2 separate regions of the Mus musculus genome follow, and region 2 is linked to region 1. The links are chromatin loops, found by intact Hi-C in ENCODE. Cell type or tissue: gastrocnemius. All regions are shown on one strand.

What was found. Hi-C counts contacts between places; a loop is a spot of excess contacts. Peaks named below come from ENCODE experiments on the same cell type or tissue, not always from the same donor. Only the 100,000 strongest peaks of a DNase experiment are listed, where the experiment ranks them.
Region 2: it touches region 1 in a loop (6-fold over the local background); 14 of 42 quality-filtered maps call a loop at or near these places.

Annotation. Positions count from the first base shown.
Region 1 is chr7:86,525,645-86,528,144 of GRCm38, forward strand. It overlaps Olfr297 (olfactory receptor 297), which reads left to right and starts at 1,115. Exons shown (of 1, transcript NM_146618.2): 1 at 1,115-2,047. The coding sequence starts at 1,115. The coding sequence ends at 2,047. In gastrocnemius, no CTCF peak of the experiment used is centred here; no DNase peak of the experiment used is centred here.
Region 2 is chr7:86,471,904-86,474,403 of GRCm38, forward strand. No RefSeq gene overlaps it. Among named protein-coding and RNA genes, the nearest start is that of Olfr299, 7.7 kb to the left of the region's middle. In gastrocnemius, no CTCF peak of the experiment used is centred here; no DNase peak of the experiment used is centred here.

The DNA.
Region 1 (2,500 bases):
GTGTTATAACGTGTAGAATCATTAATGGTTCTCATGAGGAATTGATAAAAAGTGTTAGCTTATTTCACTAAGCTAATGAAATTTACCTTTAATTTCAAGCAGTTTGAACTCTTCACATTAACACTCCTATACTTGATCATAAATTTTAGAACTCAGTGTTTTTATACCATGCATTTTCTGGGAACTTGACAGTTAATCACAACTAGGAAACCATGGTGTGGGATTCCATACTGCAGTTTGACATCAGTTACACTTGAGTAGAACTGTTAAAAACACAAAAGCTATCATGCATGGTATCATGGTTAGCTTTATGTACATCTTTGTTCTAGGATTCAGCTAGCAGAGCAATATTTCAGGTGTTACTGTGGATGTGTATGAATATGCTATTCATAAATCCAAATAATCAGTTTTAAGAGATTGAAATCATCATCTATAATGTGAGTTAATTTCTAGAAATCCCAAGGTTTCTCCAAAAAGAGAAAATTCTGTGTCAAGCATGTGAAGTTAACTCCAGGCAAATGGCCTATTCTGAAAGTCTTCCGCACACACTTCTAATTTGATCATCTTTATTTCTCTTTCCTAGTCTGTCTTTTTATGCCATTGTCTCTCACATTCACTGATTTCTAACATCCCTCCCTATATGTATGTGTGTGTGTATGAAATAATCAAAGAATATAAATGCATTTCATATGTAAATGCATATATGATAATAAATACATAAACAGTTTTACAAATAATCCACATGTTAAATGTCTCTGGGCATTCCTAACTGGTGTAGATAGGTTATCTAGAAGAGGAACTTAGATTATATAACTTTATATTAAACAACCTAATATTTATTAAGATGAGAGTATTCATGTAGCAACCATTGTTAAAGAAATTAACTGTAAGTGTTTAACATCAGACCATTTGACAGACAGCCACATATATGTATTAACAACTAAGCATACTAAAACATAGGCAAATAAAAATAAAATACTTGATTTTTTACACATAAAGTCTGGTATACAGAACAAAAATAAACTTTTAAAAGAAATGCTAGTGATTTATCAATTAATTTTAGTTATTGTCAATTACTGCTTTTCTCTTCCAGATAAACCTGTACTTTGAGACTATGATGAATTCTACCATGGTGACTGAGTTCCTCCTGGAGGTTTTTGCTGAGACTTGGGAGCTCAGGGTCCTACTCAGTGTGCTGTTCCTGCTGGTGTACCTGGGCAGCCTGTTCGGGAATCTTACCATCATCATTGTTACTACAGTTGACCAGACCCTGAACACACCCATGTACTTCTTCCTCAGGAATCTGTCCATCTTAGACATGTGCTATGTTTCTATTACTGTGCCCAATGCCTGTATAAACTCTCTCACTGACCACAGGAACATTTCTGTGACTGGGTGTGCAGCACAGATCTTTTTGTTCTTCTTTTGTGCATGTGTAGAGGTTCAGTTTCTCACCATCATGGCTCAGGACCGCTATGTGGCCATATGCAAGCCTCTCCTCTACCCTATGATTATGAACCATCAATTCTGTGTTCAGATGACACTGGCTTCCCTACTTACCTCACTTATCCTTTCAGGTATGAACACTTTCAAAACTTTCCAGCTGTCCTTTTGTCACTCAAATGTAGTTCCTCAGTTCTTCTGTGAGCTGCCTGCTTTGCTGAGGCTTACTTGCTCTGACACCTTTAACAACAAAATCATACTTCTTCTGACTGCCATTGGCCTTAGTGGTACCTGCTTTACTTTCATTGCCATATCATATGTTCACATATTATCAACTGTCTTGAAAGTTCCTGTCAAAGGAGAGAGAGGGAAAGCCTTTTCTACCTGTGTCCCTCACATCATTGTAGCATATTTGTTTCTTTGTTCTGGTGCCTATGCATATCTAAGACCTCCAGCAATCTCAGAAGTAGTTGAGGATATGACTCTTTCTGTATTTTATACCACTGTTCCTCCATTCTTAAACCCTATTATCTATAGCCTTAGAAACAAACAAATAAAGAAGGCTGTGAAGAAAGTAATATTCAGATTTTTCATAGTTGAATAAAATAAAGAAAAAATATGGACATACAAATCTGCACATGCACATTAAAGCTTTTTTTACTTTATGTACTGGAGAGATGTTTTTTACATTATTTATACTACTTATAATTTCCCCTCCCTCTTCTCATCCTAGTACTTTCCTACTCATTTGTCCTCCCAACTTTATCCCCCCATCCATGTCCTCCCATATGGGCATAATAAAAGTTTTAAAAATAAGTTTAAAGAAATAAAGAAGAAGCCTTGATGCCAATTATGCGGGAAGAACTTCTAATATTACCCTTGAGTTTGTTTTCTTTTGGTCATCCACTGCTGGGCATGCAGCCTACTTTTAATTGTAATTTATTTACTCAATGAGTCTCCCTTGGAGGAAACTACATTTACCCTTAAAAGTGCTTAAATAATTAGAGGTTTGTTGTTTTGTTTTGTTTGTTTTGTTTTTCCAGGTTAGAGATAGGGG
Region 2 (2,500 bases), 54 kb before region 1:
TTATTGCCTTGTTTGATTACATTGTCTTTGATCTAAGAACTGACCTTATTCTTTGCAAGCGCCTAGACTAGGGAAAAACAAAAAACAAGAAACGAAACAAAAAAACAAAACAAAACAAAACAACAACAACAACAACAACTCTTCAGCACTGGCTGGAGTCATGTTAAAATGTTGTCTAGTTGCTGTTTCTTTCTTTAAACCTCCCCCCTCCCTTGAGGCCCTGTTGACTGACTGAGCTGGCTTGGTCACTTTGCCAGTGAATTCAAGGTTATTCCTCTTTCTCTCTATCAGGTTCCAATATATCCACGTTTATGTTTAGGTCTTTCACACATTAGTAGTTTTGTCTTCTTCAAGGAGATGTGGATTTATTTATATTTCTCTTCTACATGTAGCTATCCAGATACAGAACTAGCACCATTTGTAGACGATGTCTTCTCTCCCCTGCATATTTCTGGCTTCATCAAAAACCAGGTGTTAGTGGGTGTATGGATTTATGCCTGGATTGTCAATCTGATTTTATTGATTAATGTGTTTGTTTAATGCCAGTAGCGTGCTTTTATTTTTCTATATTTCTATATACATTTTGAGGTCATCGATGGTAATACTTTTAGCACATCTTTTATTATTCATGGATATTTTAGTTATCTTGTATGATTTTGTGTTGTTTTGTGTGTGTTTCCATATTAAGCTGAAAATTTTTCTTTCAAACTCTGCGAATACTTGTGTCCATTTTGATGGGAATTGTATTGAGTTTGTAGATTGCTTTTGGTAGGATGTTCATTTTTACTATATTGATCCTATCAATCCATGAGCATGGAAGAGCTTTCCATCTTCTGATATCTTCTTCAATTTGTTTTATTAATGTCTTAACTACATTTCTCTTATTGAGTATTTTCTTGCTAGGAAGAAACACCATGACCATAGGAAATCTTATTGAAAAGAAGAAAGCATTTAATTGGTGATTGCTTACAGTTTCAGAAACTCAGTATTATTGTGAGAATACTATAGCATGAAGAGAATGTACAGCATGAAGATGTATATGATTTTTGAAAATTTTGGATTTTCTCTCTGCCTTTTCTTTATTTAAATAAAGGTTTGCCATTCTATAGATATATAAAAAAATTTTGTTTTCTATGATTCTTAATACTATTTCTTTTGTTTTTACCTTTTTATCCCTGATTTTTAAACCCAGGTTTGATTATTTTTGCCCATATACTCATTTTGTGTGTTATTGCTTCTTTTTATTCTAAAGTTTTCAGGTGTGCTGTTAGGTTATTAGTATTAGATTTCTCTAGTTTTCTTGTTTGTTTCTCTGTCATGTTTTGGGTTTTTTTTTTTCAGTCTCTTATAAGCACCTTACATTAAAAAATTAATTAAAAACAAACAAACAAAATAATATAGAGTATGTGCCAACTACACCTGGGCCATGAGCCTGCCCAGGAGTGAATATGATTGGCATACCTAGGGATATTTTATTGAAGAAAACTCATTTTGCCTTTCCCTGGAGATCTCAATTGCTATCACATCCTTGCTTAGAGTTGGGACTTTAAATCTACTTCCCCCTTTCTGGTTTTTTTTTTTTTTTTTTTTTTTTTTCCTCCTTGAGGTTTTGTTGTTGTTGTTGTTTGCTTTTTGTTATTTATTTATTTATTTATCCTTAAATCCACACAGGTTTTCTACATCTCAACAGTCTTATTGTTAATTTTTTTTCTTTATTTTTTGGTTTCTATTTTTACTTTTTGAGAGTGAGAGCATGCATGAAGTTGGATCTGTAGCATTTCGAGGAGGATCTGGGAGGAGAGTGATTCACTCCTAATTGCTTCTATATATATGAAATATTCTCTTTACTTTTCAGATAGAAATGATTCAAAGTATCAACTCTAATATAACTAGTCATTTCTCCTGAATTCTCCTTGTACATCTCACTGTGAGATTTCTTTGTTTTTTTTTTTTTTCAAACTTTACTAAGTAAATGTCACATTTACTTCATTCCCTAAGGACCAATCAGTTTAAAAGTCACACTGATCTGCCTATCACGTTGTGCCTAGTGGCTGTTGCTCTATTTTACCCCTGAAAACTGTATAAAATCTGGCTGAACTGCCTGCCTGGTATGGCTTCCTCTCCTTTGGGTGAAGGAGGACACCAGGGCACTGAAACAATAAATTCCTCTTGCTTTTGTATCCATCCCTGGCTCAGCATGGTTCACTCAGAGGGTCCCCAGCAGCTAAGGCTTATCCTTACAAAAGGATATTGTACTGCTTTGTTTTTGTTAACTTATCTAGAAAACAATATCTTAGTGCCATTCCTGAACAGTGGACTTGGACAATGTAAGAAAGTGTTTTAAGCAAGCCATAAAATACAAACAAATAGGCAACACACACAGTGATCTCTGTTTCAATCTCTATATCCAGGTTCCTGCTCTAAGTTCCTGTTCTGGCTCCTATCAGCGATAAAGTGAGATCTGAGAGTTGTGAACTGAAATAAACCCTTTTCTTCACAA